3 separate regions of the Homo sapiens genome follow, and all the other regions are linked to region 3. Evidence: chromatin loops called from intact Hi-C (ENCODE). Cell type or tissue: heart right ventricle. All regions are shown on one strand. Region 1 overlaps PTP4A2 (protein tyrosine phosphatase 4A2). Region 2 holds the start of SPOCD1 (SPOC domain containing 1). Region 3 has its middle 26 kb from the start of PTP4A2.

The links. Hi-C counts contacts between places; a loop is a spot of excess contacts. Peaks named below come from ENCODE experiments on the same cell type or tissue, not always from the same donor. Only the 100,000 strongest peaks of a DNase experiment are listed, where the experiment ranks them.
Region 1: it touches region 3 in a loop (2.0-fold over the local background); 35 of 110 quality-filtered maps call a loop at or near these places.
Region 2: a loop joins it to region 3, with 11 times the contacts of the local background. A loop is called at or near these places in 58 of 110 quality-filtered maps.

The regions. Positions count from the first base shown.
Region 1 is chr1:31,910,705-31,918,704 of GRCh38, forward strand. It overlaps PTP4A2 (protein tyrosine phosphatase 4A2), which reads right to left. Exons shown (of 6, transcript NM_080391.4): 3 at 5,191-5,283; 4 at 992-1,122. Among named protein-coding and RNA genes, the nearest start is that of PTP4A2, 24 kb to the right of the region's middle. In heart right ventricle, no CTCF peak of the experiment used is centred here; no DNase peak of the experiment used is centred here.
Region 2 is chr1:31,812,405-31,820,404 of GRCh38, forward strand. It overlaps SPOCD1 (SPOC domain containing 1), which reads right to left and starts at 3,618. Exons shown (of 16, transcript NM_144569.7): 1 at 3,557-3,618; 2 at 1,547-2,968. The coding sequence starts at 2,929. In heart right ventricle, a CTCF peak has its summit at 3,727 (motif pointing right); a DNase peak (open chromatin) is centred at 3,677.
Region 3 is chr1:31,960,656-31,968,655 of GRCh38, forward strand. No RefSeq gene overlaps it. Among named protein-coding and RNA genes, the nearest start is that of PTP4A2, 26 kb to the left of the region's middle. RefSeq lists enhancers at 985-1,094, 1,415-1,554. In heart right ventricle, a CTCF peak has its summit at 3,630 (motif pointing left); a DNase peak (open chromatin) is centred at 3,616; H3K27ac peaks cover 890 bases.

The sequences.
Region 1 (8,000 bases), 50 kb before region 3:
TCCTTCATTGGCCTTTAGCCATTATCACAGTAAAATAAATGACCAAACATATTACTTATCTCCAATGTGTCAGAATTTTCATTACCAATTGATTTTAATATTTCCTTATCAAATGCTAAAAAGGTGCTAGACGTTTTCAAGAAAATCCTTTTGATGAGCTAGGAAAATGCCCAAGAATTGATGACTAGAAGAAGTTCTATCTTTTTAAAAAAATTTAACAAAGGAAATGATGTTTTTATAAAGCCCATTACAGGGCACCAATTTTGGGCTACCTAAAACTAGGATAGCTACTAGTTATAAAACTGCCAACTCACGTTACAACATTATCTTCAACCTTCAGGATAAGGACTAAAACTTCTAACCTTATGAACAAACAGTACCACACTACAAAAAAGGAAATAGCAAACAAAAGGGCAGAGCAGAACTAACAGCTTGAGTAATCACCACCTTGAGGCAATGGCAGCCTACACTAATGTTTTGAGTCAAAGTGTGCATCCTAAATTGGCATTTAATCTGCTGCTGATGACAGCGTTGCAACACCATTCTAAGCAATGCTCAGGGGAAAAGGTTTTAAGATCAAAGTCAATTCTTGTCCATACATCTTCTTTCAAGAGTTTAAAGTTCAGATATCTGCTATCTATTAACTTCCCATTCATCTCAGTCCAAAATTAACCATGTATAGATTCATCAAACTCTAAAATTATTTTAATTTTGTTGCCAATTTCAGTGACCTGAACTTTTGATTACTTGAAATAGGGAGAAAAATAAAACACCCACAATCCAGGCTGGCATCAGAATCAGACAACCAGATGAAATGAACAGGCTCTTTTGAGAAATCATTACACTAGTTTTTCCTCTCATTTCCTTTCCTTTCAGGTAATTTAATGTTATTTAGTATAATATATGCAAATGTCTACCAAAGTGAAACTTTCAACTAACTTAGGCATGGTAATGAATTCAGACAAAAAGGGTAATAAAGGTAAGAGTTTACCTTCCCAATCCTGCAACACAATGCACTGCAACACAGCAACCTGGCTCTTCACGAAATTTGGTTTTTAACAGGTTTAACCAATCATCTACTATCTGATTAGGGGGTGGAGCTCCATCATCAAATGGCCAATCCTGAAAAGAAATGACCTTTTACATTAAATTGATATTTTCTCCATGATTAACATCCTAATACAGAATACCTGCACACAGTACACACGGCAGGCCTAACTGAACTAACTGCACTATATATACCTATTGTTAACACAATTCTGATCATTGCTGTAAAATGATCCAGGATTGAAATTAAAGTTTGCCAAATAAATTACCCTTCTCAATGCAGTGTCGCACACATCTGAATTTACAAAAACTTACAGAAATCTCTATCAGAGTCATAAGAGCTAGTGTTCTCCCAAAAATGATATCTGAATAGAGTAGTAATTAGACATAATAGACAAAACTGTAATTAAAGCCAAGACAAAGTAACAGAGGACACAGCACATGTCAACATGATTTAAAAGTCCACTCTGGCAAAGCATACCAACTGGTGTCTCATTGGTCTCTACAGATAATTGAAGATTATAATTCAAGATAACTAAGTTATGACATCTTTAGAGAAAGGTTATCTGATAAGAAATCTCCAATAGTTAGTAAATCATAACAGAAACAAACTACCATCTTTGTGCTTATTAAAAGGCAAGCAGTGAGTATTTTTAAAGTGCTTACTAAATTATATATGTCCCCATTTAACAAGGACAGGGCTGCATGACAGGGTCCTGGGCAAATGGAGACCATTTTGTCAAGTATCCCTTTCTCTTTCTGTATTCACCTATTTGGGCTATCTTTCAATTAAGACTAATCCCACGAGCATTCACAGTATAGGCAGGGGTTTATCTTCCTCACTACTTAGCAAGAGGTCCTAAGAAACCAACACAAATGGGGAGTGGAGGAGGGGGACTGGGGGCTGACATTTTACAAGCCTTCCCTCCTGCCATCTAAGCTTCAAAGATAGAAATGCAAAAACACTGTTAGGAATTTTTTTAAAAACATAAGGCTATTCTAATGAGATTGGATAAGGACACTTTAAGATATTAGGGGAGGAAAAAGAGAAAAGTGACAGAGCATTAAATTGATTCTGCATTCATTATTGGCACCACTAGAACACTTCATGTAGCCCATTAGCCAAAACAGTACATGATTGAGTTGACAACTACGCCCCATAATTAAAGGACTGTGTTATTATAAATGTCACTAGAGAGTTTAACTGTAAATAGCAATAAAACCAGTACCTTAGTCAAGAGCTTACTTCCTCTAATACTCCCTAAAATGCACCTAGTTAAGAAACAATATAAAACATGCTTCACTTACTCATATAAGTAGTGTCTATTTTTAAAAAAATCATTAATCATTTAGAAACATCTGAACCTCAAATTGATACAGCTAAAACCACCATTAGTCTATTCCAATGTGTGTCTGGTTTGCAAGAGCATTCAGAGGACTGACAGGCCTTATTTGGGGATATCCTCTTACCATGAAATGTTCCAAAACCCTCCTCACCTAGCAAAATTAGATTAACTCTTAAAATCTCTGTCTGGGAAAAGGAAATTCCAAGCTTAAGGCTAAATGCCCTTGTTTTTTCAAGTGTAAGTTAAACCTTTCATTTTATCTGATCATAGCTATTTATTTATTTGTTTGTTTGTTTGTTTTTAATGACTTATTTTCCTCTGGGTAGATACCCAGTAATGGGATTGCTGGATCAAATGATAGTTCTACTTTTAGTTCTTTAAGGAATCTCCACGCTGTTTTCTATAGTGGTTGTACTAGTTTACATTCCCACCAGCAGTGTACAAGTGTTCCCTTTTCACCACATCCCTGACAACATCTATTTTTTTTTTTAATTTTTTGATTACGGCCATTCTTACAGGAGTAAGGTGGTATCATATTGTGCTTTTGATTTGCATTTCCCAGATCACAGCTATTTAAAACAAAACAAAAACCTAAATTTAAAGGCCTGGAATAAATCTTAGGCCTACCATTATCTTCCTCAAACTAGTTCAAGTTCTTTAGTTCATTTCTATTTCACAAAGATGTTTACCAACATTACTGACTCAAACAGACTATGGTCAATCCAGTCATTTTCTCACTCTGCCATCTGTCAAAACAAGTTGATTTTTGCTCACTAGAGAACATATTCATAATGCAGCAAAATAAACTTGTATGCAGCTTATTTTCGGAAGTTTAAATTTTATTACTACTTTTTAAACACAGGGCTGCATTTGACATGTTTACACTCATTCCCAGTGATTTCCAGCAGTGGACAGTAAAGTCATTTAGAAATTTGACTGCAAGCAAATTATTACCATGCCAAACTATTAAAACACATTATTGACTGATTGACTGACAAGGTCTCTGTCACCCAAGCTGGAGCACAGCAGCACAATCATGGCTCACTGCAGCCTTGACCTCTCGGGTTCAGGTGATCCTCCCACCTCAACCTCCCAAGTAGCTAGGACTATAGGTGCATGCCATCACGTCCAGCTAATTTTTGTATTTTTCGGAGAGACAGGGTTTCACCATGTTGCCCCACTAGTCTTGGAACTCCTGGACTCAAGTGATCCACCTACCTTGGCCTCCCAGAGTGGTGGGAACAGGCATGAGCCACCACACAGGGCCCTAAAACACATTTTTTTAAAACACATTTGGCTATTTAGTTTTTATTTTCACCAAAATGGACATGAGGAAACTATGGATCAGATATAAGAGGACTGCCTTACCAATAGGTCATTATTCTTTTTGCATCAACTGCCTTCCCAACCACTGACCAATATAATAAAGACTACAGAACTACCTCTCAATAAGAAGCAGGAACATAACCTTAAACCAGTATCTTCCTTGTTACGTTCTTCCTAACTACTTATAAAATCTCCAGTTCTCTTCCTACTACATAACCTTCCCACAATCAAACCAACAGCTCAAAGACATCTAAAATTACAAGATCATTTCATTACGTGCTCCTAAAAGCTGCTCCTACAACTTAGACAACTACTTAGGGAAGAAAGAATAAAATGTTAACTAATCTGATGCTCCCATTTGCTATAAGGAAACAGCCTATTTTGATGCTAAAAAGGAACTTAATTTAAAATAATTCCAATCACTTTGTGCTCAAATTGAGCTAGACAAAAAATCTAATCATACTAAAGCTCCTCAGAAACCTAACAAAAAGTATCAGAAACTATGCTGATTACTCTGGAGGAGGATGCCTTCTACCTCTCCTCATCCTCTTATCCCACCTTTTTGCCTCCTACAAGTTATCCACAAAATATTAAGTAACTAATCTTGTACTTGCAAAGTGGCAGAGTTCCATATGGACTTAAGAATGTCTGATGGAAATTACTTTCATTATATTCAAATTAGTAGCCTAGAAACAAAAGCTAAATATTGTATTAATTTCCTAAAAAATAAAACTTGCAAATTTACATGTTGTTAAAATAAGAGCACACTAAATTTTGCTTTTTATTAGTTGAAAATACTATGATTTGTAGGCTTTAAGAGCACAAATGAACAAAACTGCCAATTTGTTAATCCAAAAGAATTTGAAAGATTGCTATCAATAATGTATTTTCCACTACAACCTTAAAAAAATCCAAAAGTATTACTGCCAGGGTTTTTTTGTTTTTGTTTTTGAGACAAGGTCTTACTCTCATCCAGGCTGGAGTGCAGTGGCATAATCAAGGCTCACTGCAACCTTGACCTCCCAGGCTCAGGCGATCCTCTCACTTCAGCCTCCCAAGTAGCTGGGACTACAAATGTGTGCCACCGTGCCCACCTAATACCAAGTTTTTAATTTTTTTTTTTTTTTTTTTTTTGAGACGGGGTTTCCCTCTGTCACCCAGGCTGGAATGTGGTGGTGTGGCCACAGCTCACTGCAGTCTCAACCACCTGGGCTCAAGTGATTCCCTCACCTCAAAAACCCAAGTAGCTGGGACCACAGGTGTGCACCAACATGCCCCACCAGTTTTTTAATTATCTGTACAGATGAGATCTCGCCACATTGCCCAGGCTGGTCTTGAACTCCTGGGTTCAAGTGATCTTCCCACAATATTGGGATTATAGGTGTGAGCCAGTGCACCTGGCCTAGTTTTATAAATATTTATGTTTGAAAGATACAACTTGTTTTGAAAAATTTAAATACTACACACTCACTAGAACGTGGATTCCTTCTTTTTCAACTGGAGCTTTATCATATGTAGCATCACAAACTCGAACCAAAGTCGTCACTCCATACTTCTTAAGTTCCTTTAAAAAAAAAAAAAATTATAATGGAACTTGTTTTTGAAACCTACAGCCAAAAATGTAGAAATGTACTATTATAGGCCGGGCGGGGTGGTTCACGCCTATAATCCCAGCACTTTGGGAGGCCTGAGGCGGGCATATCACAAGGTAAGGAGTTCGAGACCAGCCTGACCAACATAGTGAAACCCCGTCTCTATTAAAAATACAAAGATCAGCTGAGTGTGGTGGTGCGGGCCTGTAATCCCAGCTACTCAGGAGGCTGAGGCAGGAGAATCGCTTGAACCCAGGAGGCAGATATTGCAGTGAGCCGAGATCGTGCCACTGCACTCCAGCCTGGGCGACAGAGCGAGACTCCGTCTCCAAAAAAAAAAAAAAAAAAAAAAAAAAAGAAATCTACTATTATAAATTAAAACAATGAGATATCATTTTTAGACAAAGATCAGAATTGTTCTCACTGTGGTTATATATTCAATGGACACTCATGAAATCTCAGTGGCAGTGTGAGACTCACCTTTCTAAAGGGCAGTTTGGTAGCATAACGTGAAAACTTACACAAAAGTTCACATACACTGCAACCTAAAAATTCTACTTCTGGGAGTTTATACAAAAGAAATAATTAAAGACATATACAAATATTTAGGTAACAGCACATTCACCACAAACTGGAATGGTGAAAAATTAGAAACCACATTAATGGTCCAAAAATAAGGGAATGATTAAAGAAGTATGGCACATCCATATAGTGAACACTATGACAGCTATAAAAACAATACCAAGGAAGATGGGGAAAGATTTTAAAAAATATATAGTGTGATCCTATCTGTATGTGTATTTATGAATACACACAGATATATGCAGAGAAAAACATCTAGAAGCCAGTTATTAACAATTAAATGTTGTTAAATTCTTTTTGCTTATCTGTATCTTTATATTTTTATGAAATAAACATGCTTTTTTTAAAGAAATAAAATTCTGAAATTAAGAAAAAAAGTGGTATATTAAAAAGACAGCTAATGCAGTTATAGCCAGAAGCCTTGCTCCTTTAAAACTCTCCCTACGGTGAATCCCTAACCCAGTGACTACCTATCTTCAAGGGGCTACCAATATCTTTTTTATAGTTGCAGGAGGACAGTGGCCTGTGCCACTTCTGGAGACTATGGCCAAGGAATCCACAGGTTGAAAATAGTACCACATAATTCAGCCAGGCTTAAAGGTGACTGAACAATCTGAGGGCATACAGGCGTAGAATCAACTTGTACGCTGTGTATACAAAGTTAAGAAGCTCAGGGAATTATAAGTATAAATAAGCAGGCACAGTGATATCCTATAAGAAGGGTCCATCATTTAGTTATCTAAAGTGTAAAATTATTTTAATTGCTAAAGGACTTCATTTTTCACAAAAAGGCCTTCTTATAATACAGACTCAAGAAAGGTAGAAGTATTGTCAGGAATTTTAAAAATGTTTCAAAATACAAATAAAATCCCATTAAAATAAACTCTGTAATAGCCATTCATTGAAAAGTTGCGATAAAATTTTTTATGGTATTTGTGACCTTAAGCAAGTCAAATCCTCTTTTGGTCTCAGTTTTCCCATCTATAAAATGAAAATCACTAAGAGTTCACCCACCTTTCTAACTCTACTCCATAAATACAGCAAGAAAAATCATTTAAACTCAACAACCCAAGAATGATTAAAAAGCTTATGTTCTGGTCAGGCACAGTGGCTCACGCCTGTAATCCCAGCATTTTGGGAGGCCGAGGAAGGCGGATCACGAGGTCAAGAGATCAAGACCATCCTGGCCAACACGGTGAAACTTCGTCTCTACTAAAAATACAAAAATTAGCTGGGTGTGGTGGCGCGCGCCTGTAGTCCCAGCTACTTGGGAGCTGAGGCAGGAGAATCGCTTAAACCTGGGAGGTGCAGGTTGCAGTGAGCCAAGATCGTGCCACTGCACTCCGTCTCAAAAAAAAAAAAAAAAAAAAGGGCTGGGCACGGTGGCTCATGCCTGTAATCCCAGCACTTTGGGAGGCCGAGGTGACAGATCACAAGGTCAGGAGATCAAGACCATCCTGGCTAACATGGTGAAATCCCGTCTCTACTAGAAATACAAAAAATTAGCCGGGAGTGGTGGCAGGTGCCTGTAGTCCCAGCTATCAGGGAGGCTGAGGCAGGAGAATGGCGTGAACCCGGGAGGGGGAACTTGCAGTGAGCCGAGATAGTGCCACTGCACTCCAGCCTGGCGAAGAGCGAGACTCCATCTCCCAAAAAAAAAAAAAAACTTATGTTCAAATGCTTGCTCAAAGAAGTACAAAGAGTTTTTTCTCCTACCAATAGAAAAAATATTAAGGATCTGACATAAAAATACTACCTCTACCACCTTTCCTTCACCCAAGTTTCTGGACCCTTGTATACGATTATTACAACGAAGTAGTCTGGGGGTGCCTTTTCATCAAAGGTGGTTAGAATATCTGAAGTACATACAGAATGGTTTTTAGTGTCAGACACCTAGGCAAGTACATTAGTTCCACCACATACTATGTGCCATTAGGCAAATTACTAAATGGCTCTGAACCTGTTTCCTCATTGGTAAGAGGGAAATAATGGTAGCTACACCTCATAGGGTTTTTGTATTTGTGACCTTAAGCACAAACACTGCTCGTTGCATAATGTGTAACATTGTTTGTTATAATGCTAAGTGCATATCGTGGTCAATAAATGT
Region 2 (8,000 bases), 150 kb before region 3:
GGAAAAGATCAAATTCGGCAGAACAAGGTGAACCCACTGGGAAAGACCTTCAAATACTACGGAACTTACAAAACCAAGCAAAGTCCTGGAACAATAAGGCATAATAGGAGCCTATTTATAGGTAAAAAGGCTTGATGCATAGTGGAAAACAGCTCACTGGTTCTATTTTACTAATTGGCTGTTTGGCCTTGAGTACTCATGTCACCTCTCAGAGCCTCAGTGTTCAGATCAGTGAAATGGGTATATGTCAATAGAGTCTACCTCATAGGCTTGTTACAAAGATTGCAGATAAAGTGCTTAGCCCAATATCCAGCACATGTTAAGCAAGCCAGATGCTGTTACGACTGTGCCGATAACACAGAAAATACACAGAGAAGGCAGTGCAGTGAGCTCTCAAGACAGACCGCCTAGGCTTGTAGCCTTGCTCCCATTCACCAGCTGGGTCTGTAACCTCACCTCCGTGGACGTCGTGTGAAGATTAAATCAAAAACATCTAGCACATCATGCATATTCAATAAATGTGATGAAAATCCAACTATGTGAGAAATATACACCAAAAACAAGTAGAGTCTTCTTCTGCCTTTGGTGTATAAATGTTAGCTATGATTATTAATAAAATGATGATGATTATAAGTAAAAGAACAAAGGAAAGGGAAGTGGTGATATAGGGAACATGGCTGGTCACTGACTCCCCAGCTATGTGAGCCTGGAGAATATTATTAACCCTCCGAGCCTCAGTTTCCCCATCTGGTTATATGGGGCTAACGCCTATCTTACAGGGTAACTGTGAACACTAAAGGAAAAGCAAATTTAACACGAATTAAGCAATTTACCTTGTGCCTTGTGCTGTGCTAGGCACCTTTTTTTTGTTTGTTTGTTTGTTTTAGACAGTCTTGCTCTGTCACCAGGCTGGAGTACAGTGGTGCGATCTCAGCTCACTGCAACCTCTGCTTCCCAGGTTCAAGTGATTCTCCTGCCTCAGCCTCCAGAGTAGCTGGAACAGGCATGTGCCACCATGCCCAGCTAATTTTTGTATTTTTAGTAGAGACAGGGTTTCACCATGTTGGCCAGGATGGTCTTGATCTCTTGACCTCGTGATCCGCCTGCCTCTGCCTCCCAAAGTGCTGGGATTACAGGCGTGAGCCACTGCACCAGGCCTAGGCACATTATTTTATACCATAATCTCATTTAATCCTTGAAACAACCCCATGAAGCTGCAATTAGTATCCTTTTTTTACAATGAGGAAACCTAGAGAGGTTAAGAAAACATCCCACAGTCATTCAGCTAGGAAGTGGGCAGAGGCAAAATTCGAACCCAGGACTCACTGACTCCAAAAGATAATGACCCCTCACAAGGATTCAGCGAATGTAGTTTATTTTCTCTTTCCCAGTTTGTGGGCCTCATTTTACCCAGTTTAGTTAATAGGGATGTGAGAATGTTCATGAAGCGCCCATCTAGCTTAGCTTTATTAAATTCCACTGCCAAGTATGGTATTGAGAAACATGGCCAGGCCCTTCCTATCCCAAACTCTCAGACTCAGCTCACCAGTCTGGGGCAGCCTCCTGGGCTGGGTTCCTCTGGCCTGTCCTGGTGGGAGTTGTCTGAGCTTCTGTCTGTGCCCCGGTCTTGGGCACAGGGCACTGGACCTTTCTTCAGGTTCTTAGTGCCCTTGGATCTTCTCTGCTCCATGAATGGGCCTGAGCAGGCCCTGCTGGCTTCAGTATCCAGGGAGGAGCTGAGGCCGCCCAAGGGCTCCCGGGAGCTGGCACAGGTGTCAGCGGGGGCAGCGAGTCCTTGCTCCAGCCTTCCCCTGGAAGCTGGCTGAGCCTTGGCCTCCAGCTCCTCCTGGTCCTGTGCTGGAGCCTGGCCTTCATCGCTGCCAGTCCGCACGACACACACAGCTTCTTGCTGCTCTGCAGAGGCCTGTGCTGACGCCCCCAGGCACAGTGCTGCGCTCTGTGGAGGAGCCTGTGCAGCTGAACTGAGGGACTCCCCTCCACTGGGCACTGGGAACCCGACAGGGCCACAGGGGCTGCCTGGCTGGGGCCCATCCCCTGTAGCGGGCAAATATCCAAATTTCTCAGTCCCTGAGGCACATCCTGCCCCACTTCCACCTGGCTCTCCAGGCCCAGACCCAGTGTCTTTTGGAGAGGGAGGTCTGCAAGGGCCTCCCAAGGACTCCAGGTCAGCAACTTGGGGAGGGTCTCCCACAGACAGGAGGTTGTCCCCACGAGGGCTCTGATCAAGCCACAGGAAGTCACCAGCCCCTTCCTCACACTCTGAATGAGCCCCTTGCCTCCTCCATTTCTTTCTTACCCTCACAGGGACTGGGTCTGGTGAGGATGTCAGGGGCCTTCCAGGGGGCTCCTCTTTGCTGAGTGTGGGGCTTCTTCTGTCACACCCTGGAGAACTCATTCCACCGTCTCTGGCCTCCCTGGGCCTGAGGCAGCTCACCTCCTCCACTCCTGCAAGCCTCTCCCTGCAGGCCAGAGCTCTCTCTGGGAGGCCAGCAGACCTGCTACAAAGTTTCCTGGGGCAACTGTCATCTAAGATGTCACACAGAGAAACCTGGAGCCTCTTGGAGGTCAGAGCTCTCCCCTGAGTAGGCACCGAGGGCAGCTGCATGTGGAGCCCAGGAGCCAGCATCGAGCCCCGGCTCTGTACCACAGCTAGCAGCTCCAAGACCCCTGGCCGGACCTCAGCAGCACCTGCAGCCCGGGAGCTGCCACCTCGAAGGGCCTCCTTCCTGGGGATCTTCCTTCTGCTGCCAGCCCTGACTCCGGGCCCAGAGCTTGCTCCCGGCCCATCTGGTGACAGGCCTGGCATGGAGCTGGCTCCTTCCATGTTCTGTAAAAGCTCACAGTTGTGTTGGGGACTGAGCACAGGGTCTCCTGTGCTGGGGCCTTCTACGTCCCCCGCCTGGGACATGTCTGTCCACCTACCTGGGCCAAAAGCACAACACGGGCCCTGTGTGGAGACAGAAAGAGGAGACTTTGTCTTGGAGAGTCCGACCTGTCAGCCCGTTCAGTGGGAACTGGGAGGAGCCCCTCTTCCAGCCAGCTCTCCCAGACCCTTCCACTCCTGAGGCCTAGGGGTGAGCACTCCAGGGAGGGGAGCACCCAGCAGGAGCTGGTGTCCTGGGTGAGGGTGGAGAGGCCTGCCTCCAAACAGGGCCGAGCTACAGTGGCCTCCAGGGTCTTCTTGTCTCTGAGAGTTCACACATTCGCTTAAATGGGACCTAATAAGATACCATTTATTTATGACTTATGTGCTTATTTCATTTCATACTGGCAGCCACAGGTGAGGACACTGAGATTCTGAGATGTTAAGACACTCACCCAAGGAAGCACAGGAAGTGGAAGGGCCAGGAGTCTCTCTCCCAGTTCTCACACTGCGCAAGGAGCAGATACTGAACGGGGTTCGTGCCCATAACCCTTCTCGTCTCTCTCCCATCGGTCCCGTTCTGAAAGGCGCCCCACCCAGGTTCCCAAGCCTTACTGGGACAGTCCCCCAGCATCCAAGAAATCCGGGCCCCATCGGTCGCGTCGCTCTCACCTGGGCTTCCCTGAGTTTTCCCTCCTGGGGTTCCACCCACTAGCTGAAAAGGAGCTGAGATCACGTGATGCGGGGGAGGGAGGCCCTTGCTGAGGGATAGGGGCGGAGTCCCTGATGATGAGCAAAAGGCTGCTCCCCAGGCGTGCTGGCGTTCCTGCCCCGGCAGAGGGCGCCCTCTTCCTCCTGAGGGCTTCCTGGAGGAGGTGCCAATCCTGGCTCCCAAGCAGAGGTAGGTGGGTGCATGGGGCAGCGAGGGGCCTTGGCTGCCTGCCTGAGAGTTTAACTTGATCCTACCGCAATAGTCCCTGAGCCAGTAGGACAATGTCAGAATTACCTAGATTTTTTGCCTAATTTTATTTTATTTTATTTTTAAACTTTTATTTTAGGGTCAGAGGTCCATATGCAGGTTTTTAATATAGGTAAACTTGTGTCACGGGGGTTGTTGTACAGATTATTTCGTCACCCAGTTATCAAGCCTAGTACCCAATATTTATTTTTTCTTATCTTCTACTGCCTCCTACCCTCCACCCTCAAGCAGGCCCCAGTGTCTGTTGTTAACCTCTTTCTGTCCATGTGTTCTCACCATTTAGCTCCCACTTATAAGTGAGAACATGCAATATTTGGTTTTTCCGTTCCTGCATTAGTTTGCTAAGGATAATGGCCTCCAGCTCCATCCACGTTCCTGCAAAGGACGTGATCTCATTCTTTTTTATGGCTGCATAGTATTCCATTGTGTATATGTACCACATTTTCTTTAGCCAATCTGCCATTGATGGGCATTTAGGTTGATTCCATGTCTTTGCTATTGTGAATAGTGCTTGCCTAATTTAAAAAGAAAATCTCAAATATAATTAATGTAGATGGAAATGCAGAATCAATTCCAATAGAAGGTTAGAAATAAAAAGTTTAAAGCTATCTCTCATTTCCCAATACCCCAACTCCTGGAAACAACTGTGTTTTGTTTTTTGTTTTTTACCATGTTTGTCATCATGTTAATTTTTTAAATTTCATAACTGTAAATAATATACTCATGCCTCTATTACTTGATTTATTAATTTTAACTGTGTCTGTTGTATCTGTTGACTTCCTGCTGTGGTGATTTTATTAACCACCCTTTCCCCCTTTCTCTTCCGCTTTTCATATATATATATATATATATATTTTTTTTTTTTTTTTGAAACAGCGTCTCGCTCTGTCGCCCACGCTGGAGTGCAGTGGCACAGTCTCAGCTCACTACAACCTCTGCCTCCCAGGGTCAAGTGATTCTCCTACCTCACCCTCCCGAGTAGCTGGGACTACAGGCACGTGCCACCATGCCCTGCTAATTTTTGTATTTTTCGTGGAGACAGGGTTTCACCATGCTGGCCAAGCTGGTCTCAAACTCCTGACCTCGTGTTCCACCCACCTCAGCCTCCCAAATTGCTGGGATTACAGGCGTTAGCCACCGTGCCTGGCCCTCTTTTTTATATTTATATTTTAAATTTTACTATTGGTTTCTATTATCACTTTGAATACTATTCTTAAATGTCTGTTTCTTCTGTATATTGTATCTCTTGACTCTTCTCTGTGTGAAATGGATAATTTCCCTTGATGTCCCCTCCCTGCTTCTGCCGTTATCCATGAACTAAGCTTTTATTTTTGTATCGCTGAGGTTTATAGCATTTACATTCTATTCGGTAAAGATAATTCAGTTTACCGTTGTTTACCTGTAGATTGATTCTTAACACTGAAAGCCAAATGACATTTATAATGTTATGATTATGTAAATACTTTTACTGCAGAAACAGTGGTGTTTGGCTTTTTTTTTTTTTTTTTTTTTTTTTGAGATAGGGTCTGGCTCTGTCGCTCAGGCTGAGTTGTGGTAGTGTAATCATAGCTCACTGCAGCTTTGACCTCCCAGGCTCAAGTGATATTCCCCTCTCAGCCTCCTGAGTCGCTGGTACTACAGGCATGCACCGCCATGCCCAGCTAATTTTTTTTTTATTTTTGGTGGAGACGAGGTCTCACTATGTGGCCCAGACTGGTCTCGAACTCCTGAGCTCAAGCGATCCTCCCATCTTGGCCTGGGATTTCAGGCGTGAGCCACTGCACCCGGCCAGAACCAGAGATTTGATAAGTCTGATTGCGAGGGAGATGGAATTCCCTGGCACTAAACCTGTGCCAGGTGAGACTGTGAGAACCTTCCAGGCCAATGGAATACTAAATCACAGTTAGACTCAATAAATTAGATCTATATATCAACATGAATGTATCTCAATGATATAATGTGGAATTTTAAAAACAGCATAATATGAATAACAAGGGAAACCGAGTCTGGAGTACACAGGAACTCCCTGTACTAATCTTCAGATTTTTCTGTAGATCTAAAACTATTCTAAAAAACAAGGTTTATTACAAAAAACAAACCAAGCTATTGGGTAATCCATATTGAAAACTGTCATGATCTGGCAGTCAGAGTCATAGATGAGGTAAGAGTAGAGACTGGATGTCACCAATGACCAAAATTACTGCTCTAAGGAAATAGTTTTTGTAAATGAGAAGCCCTCCCTCTAAGGAATGTCTTGGTCATGATGGCAGAAAGTTGACCAGGTTCCCTAAGACCAGTGAACCAAGCCATTCTGGTCCATTTGGATAATGGAAGTCTCCCACATTGGGCAGAGAAAACGGGAGTGGAGATGTTGTCAGTTCCACATGGTATAGAGATAAAGAATGGCTAACACTTACGTAGTGCTGTTTTGAGCCAGGGACTGGTCTAAATGCTTTACCTATATTAATCCTGTATTTGCCTGTATTAATTTACCTATATTAATCCTTACATCAAGTCTGTGAGGTAAGAACTGTTATTATCCTTATTTGACAGATGAGGAAATAGGCCAAGACAGATTAAGTAATTTGCTCAAGATTAGCAAGGACTGGTTTTAGAAGCCAGCCAGTCTCTGGCCAGTTTCTCTGTCTCCTGGTATTCTATTTATTTATTTTATTTTTATTTTTTTGTTTTTTTGAGACAGTCTCACTCTATCACCCAGACTGGAGTGCAGTGGCATGATCTCGACTCACTGCAACCTCCACCTCCCGGGTTCAAGCGATTCTTCTGCCTCAGCCTCCGGAGTAGCTGGGATTACAGGCGCACGCCACCACACCCAGCTAATTTTTGTGTTTTAAGTAGAGATGAGGTTTCACTATGTTGGCCAGCCTGGTCTCAAAATCCTGACCTCAAGTGATCTGCCCGTATCGGCCTCTCAAGGTGCTGAGATTACAGGTGTGAGCCACTGGGCCCAGCCTTTCTCCTGGTATTCTAAAATGTCTCTGTCATAAAAAAAAAATAAAGTAAGGTTTTGCCCAGGTTTTGGCCTAATGCTATTTGCCTCATCATTAGCTGTTTGCTCCATTGACTCATGACAGCACCTCTGCGATATACCTGGTTCCCATTAAAGAATGCAATTTATTTCTTGGCTTTCCTTTTTTTTTTTTTTTTTTTTTGAGATGGAGTTTCTCTCTCATTGCCCAGGCTGGAGTGCAGTAGCAGGATCTTGGTTCACTGCAACCTTCGCCTCCTGGGTTCAAACGATTCCCCTGCCTCAACCTCCCAAGTAGCTGGGATTACAGGTATCCACCACCATGCCCGGCTGATTTTTTGTATTATTAGTAGAGATGAGGTTTCACCATGTTGGCCAGGCTGGTCTCAAACTCCTGACCTCAGGTGATCCACCTGCCTCGGCCTCCCAAAGTGCGTGAACCACCACACCTGGCCTATTTATTGGCTTTCTTTTCTCTTCCATTGATCGATTTGTCTATTCTTGATCAATATTGTTTTAGTTCTATGGTTTTGTGATAAATATTGCTATCTAGGGAGCAAGCTCCACCCCCTCAACTTGGTTTCTATTTTTTATAATCGTCTTAGCTAACTGTATACCGTAGAATCATTTTGTCAAGATCCTTGAAAAATTGTGCTGGGATTTAAATTAGAATTTCATCGAATTTACAGATTAGGGATAAAATTGAATAATACTGAGTCTTCTCATCCATAAATGTACCTTATTTCCATTCTGCCAGGCCTTCAATTCATTTTTGTGATTTTTCTTCATCAAAATATTGCACATTTTAATTAAATTATTCTATTCTTTAATATTTTTATTGCGTTTTCTTTTTTCTTTCTTTTTTTTCTTTCTTTTTTTTTTGTTGAGATAAGGTCTCGCTTTGTGTACAGGCCGAAGTGCAGTGATATGATCACCTGGGCTCAGATGATTCTCCCACCTCAGCCTCCTGAGTAGCTGGGACTACAGGTGCCTACCACCATGTCTGACTAAATTTTTGGTTTTTTGTAGAAACGGCATCTTGCTATGTTGCTCAGGCTGGTCTCAAACTCCTGGACTCAAGCAATCCTCCCACCTCGGCTTCCCAAAGTGCTGGGATTGCAGACATGAGCCACCATGCTGGAGGCGGT
Region 3 (8,000 bases):
AGGCTGGTCTCAAACTCCTGAGCTCAAGCAATCCTCTCACCTCAGCCTCCCAAAGCCTGTTATTATTTACTACTATTTTATCTGCCGTGGTATATTTTAAACTTCTTGAGTGAAAGGCCACATTTTATCTCTCTTTATATGTGCAAAGGGGAAGAAATGGGGTTGGAACACTGTTTTGTCCGTAGTAGATATTCAAGAAACATTTATTTGTTGGCATGCTCCTTGGAAGTTAGGCTCTGTGAGAGCAACGACCTTTGTCTGTCTGATTCCCTATTTCATCCCCTGAGCCAAGCAGTGCTGAGTACACATAGAACTCTTAATAATGTGTATGGAATACAAGAGTGAAAGGCATCTCTTCACCCTCCACCATGATCTTTAACATATCCTTGGAGGTTCTTGGTATAAATCTCAATCCACTGTTTCGTAGGTTCTGGAGTCTCTGTTAATGGCATCCCATTTTTCCTTTGGAGAACTGTCCCTCCTCTACTCAATGTGGCTGACCCACCTCAGCTTGGGAATGGTCATCTGACCAAGGGCTCACCAGTCAGAGACACCTATCCTCTGGCCTTAGTGATGGGTTCAGGATGGACTTATGACTCAATCAAGGACAATCAGAGCTGGAACTATTGGAACGGGGAAATTTGCTTTCCACTGAGGAAGCCAATTCACGAGAACATAAGCCCAGATAGAGCTGCTAGTAGCCATTTACCACCATGAGGAAAAGGCCTACCTAGGAATGAGGCAAACACAGAAAAAGGTCTGAGAGATAGAAAGAGCTAGACAGGTTCCTTATAGGTTTTTGTTGTTGTTGTTGTTGTTGTTGTTGTTTTGAGACAGAGTCTCACTCTGTCACCCAGGCTGGAGTGCAGTAGCGCGAGCTCAGCTCACTGCAACCTCCACCTCCTGGGTTCAAGCGATTTTCCTGCCTCACCCTCCCGAGTATCTGGGACTACAGGCACGCACCACCACGCACAGCTAATTTTTGTATTTTTTTGGTAGATACAGGGTAGAGAATAACGAAGACGTACTTATAGAAGCAGAGGCTGGAGGCCATGATTTCCCAGACAGAAAGAAACAGAAAGAGAGAGAGCACTGCTTCCTCATTCCTCATGAGACTAATTACTTCTTCTCCTGGGTTCGATGAGATTTCTCTGGGTTTCTCTAATTCCTTCTCACCGTTATCCTCCACCCTGTTTTTTTTTAACTTAAAATAGTTCTAGTGGTTTTTTGATCTTTTGTTTTTGCTTGTAACCAAAAGGTTCTTAGACAACTGTCCTAGGAAGAGGTCTGCAGCTAAGCAGTTTTGTTCACTGTGCTGACAAAGAACCTGGGTCCCTGAATCAAGACCCAAACATACATTTGTTAGCTGTGTCACCTTGGCCAGAACAGCTGGATTCACTGGACTGGCTTGGCCCTCTGTAAAATAAGAATAATAATGCCTATCTTATCAGACTGAATGAGAGAAGGTGGAAATCAGAGCTTAGCAGAGTGCTGGGCACAGAGAATCCATATCACCTGTGTGTGCTGAGCACAGAAGAGGGGCTATGTCCAAGCCCAGAGCATCCCCTGGTTGGTCCCAGCCGAGAGACCAGAAAAGAGGCTTAAAGGGACAACCCCTCTCCCCATCAGCACCTTTTTCATCTCATTTGTACCAATTTTTTTTTTGAGACAGTCTCACTCTGTCACCCAGGCTGGAGGGCAGTGGCAGGATCACAGCTCACTGCAACCTCCGCCCCCCGAGTTCAAGGAATTCTCCCACCTCAGTCTCCGGAATAGCTGGGATTGCAGGTGTCTGCCACCATGCCTGACTAATTTTTGTGTTTTTAGTAGAGACAGGGTTTCACCATGTTGGCCAGGCTGGTTTAGAACTCCTGGCCTCAAGTGATCCACCCGCCTCAGCCTCCCAAAGTGCTGGGATTACAGGCGTGAGTCACTATGCCTGGCCTTGTACCAATGTTTTAAAAGCATTGAGGGGGAAAGAAATAGCTTTATTTTTAAAGGAGCCCATTCTGGAACTCTATTCTAATGACATAATCAAACAAGAGAAAATACATATGCATAAGGATGCTCATTGCAATAGTGTTTACATTAGAGAAAAACTGGAAGTGACTTAAGTGTCCAACACTGTTTGCTTATTAATGATGATACCTTCATACAATAGACAGTTATACAGATTTGGAGGAGAAAGGACAGAATTATTTTTAAATGAAAACAACTAATGAACAGAATTCAAAATGTTATGGGGTATACTGCAGAATTTGTCTGAATGTTTAAGGTGAAAGCCCAGTATTTCAAAGAAGGTTCTGTTGCTCTCGTACATTTCAGACCCTACACACAGTCTCATGCATTACCTGTCTGGCACAGCATTCATCTTTTCTGCCTCTGGGGTTACTGGGTGGAAAAACTTAAGAAGCATTTATGCAAGTACAAGTCCTGAGGCCTCTAACATTAAAGGTATTTACAAAGATAGATATCCACAACATTTTCCGAGTACAAAATGCAGGTTTCAAAAATATTGCCAAAAAAAGGGCAACCTGCTTGGATCCCCTTCCACGCTGTGGAAGCTTTGTCCTTTCACTCTTCACAATAAACCTTGCTACCGCTCAAAAAAAAATTGCCACAAAAAACTCGAAAAAACAAAAGTATTGCCAAAAATTTGAACAGCGGTTATTTCAGGCCATGACACTTCAGGAGATCTTTCTCTTCTTCTTAGTATTTATTTTTTTCTTTTTTGAGACGGAGTCTTGCTCTGTCGCCCAGGCTGGAGTGCAATGGTGTGATGTTGGCTCACTGCAACATCCGACTCCCAGATTCAAGTGATTCTCCTGCCTCAGCCTCCTGAGAAGCTGGGACTGCAGGTGCATAGCACCACTCCCGGCTAATTTTTGTATTTTTAGTAGAGAGGGTTTCACCATGTCGGCCAGGATGGTCTCGATCTCCTGACCTCGTGATCCTCCCGCCTCAGCCCCCCAAAGTGCTGGGATTACAGGCATGAGCCACCCCGCCTGGCTTCTTCTTTGTACTTTTATGTATTATTTGAAGTTTTTATAATCTGCATACATTATATTTATGAGGAAAAAAAATGAAGCTATTTTCATGAGGAGTCCACCTTGATTTTACTTTCTCCTATATTGTCCTCAAATCACATTCGACCAGATTTCCTCTACCATACCTTCCTTCTTCTTCTTTTGTTTTTGTTTTTGTTTTTTTTGAGACTGAGTTTCACTCTTGTTGCCCAGGTTGGAGTGCAATGGCGCGATCTCCGGCTCACCGCAACCTCAGCCTCCTGGGTTCAAGCGATTCTCCCATCTCAGCCTCCTAAGCAGCTGGGATTACAGGCACCACACCCAACTAATTTTGTATTTTTAGTAGAGACGGGGTTTCTCCATGTTTGTCGGGGTGGTCTGGAACTCCCAACTCCAGGTGATCCGCCCACCTCGGCCTCCCAAAGTGCTGGGATTACAGGCATGAGCCACCACGACCAGCACATACCTTCATTCTTCAGGAAGAGGAGAATTTACCTGGCTGCCCAGTCCTGCAGGGAGCTACTCCAGACAGACACTCCCTGTATAGGAAGGGCCTTCCATGAGCCTGGCAGAAGCGCTAGGCAGCTCACTACTGTCCTCTTGTGGTCAGAACAGGTCAGAGCTTGATCTAGCAAAATACCGCTCACCCAGTCTACTCTGAAAGTCAAGGTCATCCCCAGAAGTGTGACCTCTGGCTATCCCTGCAGTTAATGTGCTGCACACCAGCATCAGTAGCCCAGCACCCCATCCCAAAACGGGCCATAATCAGGGTTTAGCAGCCTAAGCCTAAAGACTGCAAACCTATCTGAACAATGCTGTCTATTCCAAGCCAGAGACTTTCAGGAGACACTCTTTTCTGACAGCTAGAGCAAGTGATGGAGAGCACGCCTGTCCACTAGAGAGAGCACTCATGGTCAGAACTTGGGGTTTCAGACTGCAGAGAAGGCAAAGTTGCAGGAAAACAACAACAATCATCCTAATCATAAAAGCCCTTGCCCTTGTATGGTTCTTTTTACTTTTCAAAGTATTTCCCAAGGCAATTTGGCATGTCCAAAGAAATTAACACAAGGATGTTTGCTACAGCAAAAGAGAATTTAGGCTGGGCGCCTGTAATCCCAGCATTTTGGGAAGCCGAGGCAGGTGCATCACCTGAGGTTGGGAGTTTGAGAACAGCCTGGCCAACAGGGTAAAACCCTGTTTCTACTAAAAATACAAAAAAATGGCCAGGCATGGTGGCTCACGCCTGTAATCCCAGCACTTTGGGAGGCCGAGGCAGGTGGATCATTTGAGGTCAGTAGTTGGAGAGTAGCCTGGCCAACATGGTGAGACCCCGTCTCTACTAAAAATACAAAAATTAGCTGGGCATGGTGGTACATGCCTGCAATCCCAACTACTCGGGAGGCTGAAGCAGGAGAATTGCTTGAACCCGGGAGGCAGAGGTTGCAGTGTGCCGAGATCGCGCCACTGCACTCCAGCCTGGGTGACAGAGTAAGACTCCGCCCCAAAAAAAACCCCGAAAAAATACAACAAAAAAGCAAAAAAATTAGCTGGGTGTGGTGGCAGGCACCTGTAATCCCAGCTACTCGGGAGGTTGAGGCGAGAGAATCGCTTGAACCTGGGAGGCAGAGGTTGCAGTGAGCTGAGACTGCACCACTGCACTCTACCCTAGATGAGAGAAACTCTGTTTCAAAAAAAAAAAAAACAGAGACAGAATCTAAACATCCTTCAGTAGGACAGTCATTTACTAAAATGGAATAGTATGCAACTGTTTAAAATATTTCTTTATTCCTTTTCCACTCCCACAGCTTCACTTGACTTAACTAGCCTTAAAAAAAAAAAAAAAAGGGTCAGGCACAGTGGCTCACGGCTGAAATTCCATCATTTTGGGAGCCCAAGGTGCGTGGACTGCTTGCACTGAGGAGTTTGAGACCATCCTGGGCAACGTGGCGAAAGTTCTTCTATACAAAAAAATACAAAAAATTAGCTGAGGTGCGGTGGTGTGCACCGGTAGTCCCAGCTACTCAGGAGGCTAAGGTGGGAGGATCGCTTGAGGCTAGGAGGTTGACACTGCAGTGAGCTCTGATCACGCCACTGCACTCCAGCTTGGGTGACAGAGTAAGACTCTAAAAAAAAAAAAAATGAGGCTGGGCACAGTGGCTCACACCTGTAATCCCAGCACTTTGGGAGGCCAAAGCAGGCAGATCACTTGAGCTCAAGAGATCGAGACCAGCCTGGCGAACATGGCGAAACCCCGTCTCTACTAAAAATACAAAACTTAGCTGGGCGTGGTAGTGGGCGCCTGTAGTCCCAGCTACTTGGGAGGCCAAGGCAGGAGAATTGCTTGAACCTGGGAGGCAGAGGTGGCAGTGAGCCAAGATTATGCCATTGCACTCCAGCCTGGGCAACAAGAGCAAAACTCCCTCTCAAAAAAAAAAAAATGACAGATAAATCTATCTGGATGTGTTGGTATGGAATAATCTTCAAGATTCATTGTTAAGATTGTTTTTAAAAGAAAAAAATAAGTTTATGTGTCTGTTTAAAATAAGAATTTGTATAGATGTAGATATATCTATTTAGGTATGTATAGAACACATTGGAAGGAAACACCTCCAATAATGACTGCCTCTGAGAATGGAGGAAAGAGGGCATGGCAGTAGGAAGGAGAACTAATTCCTACTGGATATCCTTATGTACTATTAAATTCTCTTCTTTTTTTTTTTTTTTTTTTTGAGACAGAGTCTCGCTCTGTCACCCATGCTGGAGTACAGTGGCGCGATCTTGGCTCACTGCAAGCTCCGCCTCCCGGGTTCATGCCATTCTCCTGCCTCAGCCTCCCAAGTAGCTGGGACTACAGGCGCCTGCCACCACACCCAGCTAATTTTGTGTATTTTTTTGGAGAGACAGGGTTTCACCGTGTTAGCCAGGATGGTCTCGATCTCCTGACCTCGTGATCCACCCGCCTCGGCCTCCCAAAGTGCTGGGATTTTAGGCATGAGCCACCGCACCCAGCCTGTACTATTAAATTCTTTATCATGCACATTATTACATTTTCAAGGTAAAATTTATTTAAAATTTAAAATGTATTTCAAAAGACCTTTGGATATAATGGAATCAGAAAGACTTGGGTTCAAATCTAGACTCTGAGACTTACCAATTATATGACCTTAAGTAAATCACTTAACTACTTCGAACTTCAATTTTCTCATTCCTAAAATAGGATTAGTGGCCAGGCATGGTGGCTCATGCTTGTAATCCCAGCAGTTTGGGAGGCTGAGGCAGGCAGATCACAAGGTCAGGGGTTCGAGACCAGCCTGGCCAACATGGTGAAACCATGTCTCTACTAAAAATACAAAAATTAGCTGGACATGGTGGCACACGCCTGTAATCCCAGCTACTTGGGAGGCTGAGGCAGAAGAATTGCTTGAACCCAGGAGGCAGATGTTGCAGTGAGCCGAGATCATGCCACTACATTCCAGCCTGGGCAACAGAGTGAAACTCCATCTCAAAAAAAAAAAAAAATAGGATTAGTAACATCAACCTCATGGTATTATGAAGATTAAAGAAGCTTTTGGGAGCTGGGTGCAGTGCCTCACGCCTATAATCCCAGCACTTTGGGAGGCTGAGGTGGGCAGATCACTTGAGGTCAGGAGGTCGACATCAGCCTGGCCAACATGGTGAAACCCCATCTCTACTAAAAATACAAAAATTAGATGGGCGTGGTGGCAGGTGCCTGTAATCCCAGCTACTCAGGAGGCTTAGACAGGAGAATCACTTGAACTTGGGAGGCAGAGGTTGCAGTGGCATCCAGATTGGAGTAAAATTGTATTTGCAGATGACATGATCTCGAATATAGAAAATCCTAAGGAGTTCACAAAATACTATTAGAACTAATAAATGAGTTTGGTGAGGTTGCAGGATACAAGATCAATACACAAAAATCAGTTGAATTTTTATACACTGGCAATGAACAATCTGAAAATGAAATTGAGAAAATAATTTTTATTTACAATATCATCAAGAAGAATAATATACATAGGAGGAAATTTAACAAAAGAAGTATTATACAAGACTTGGATAGGCACGGTGACTTATGTCTGTAATCCCAGCCCTTTGGGAGGCTGAGGTGGGCAGATCGCTTGAGGCCAGGAGTTCAAGATCAGCATGGGTGATACAGTGAGACCTCGTAGCTACAAAAAAAATTTAAAAATTAGCTGGGCATGGGCTGGGCACAGTGGCTCACCCCCGTAATCCCAGCACTTTGGGAGGCCGAGGCGGATGGATCACGAGGTCAGGAGATCGAGACCATCCTGGCTAACATGGTGAAACCCTGTCTCTATTAAAAATACACAAAATTAGCTGGGTGTGGTGGTGGGCGCCTGTAGTCCCAGCTACTCAGGAGACTGAGGCAGGAGAATGAAACCCGGATGGCAGAGCTTTCAGTGAGCCGAGATCGTGCCACTGCACTCTAGCTTAGGCAACAGAGCAAGACTCCGTCTAAAAAAAAAAAAAATTACCTGGATGTGCACTCCTGTAGTCTCAGCTACTTGGGAGGCTGCGGCGGAGGATGGCTTGAGCATGGGAAGTTGAGGCTGCAGTGAGCCAAGATTGCACCACTGCACTGCAGCTGGGGCGACAGAGCAAGGCTCTGTCTCAAATATAAATAAATAAATAACAAGATTCAGACACTGAAAACTATAAAAATGTTAAAAGACTTTGCGTCTGTTTTTTTTGTTTGTTTGTTTGTTCGTTTGGTTGGTTGGTTGGTTGGTTGGTTGGTTGGTTTTATAGAGAGAGTCTTATTCTGTTGCCCTGGCTGGAGTGCAGTGGTGCTATCACAGCTCACTGCAGCCTCTAACTCCCAAGCTCAAGAGATTCTCCAGCCTCAGCCTCACAAGTAGCTGGGACTACAGGTGTATACCACCAAACCTGGCTAATTTTTTTCATTTTTTGTAGAAACAAAGTCTCACTATGTTG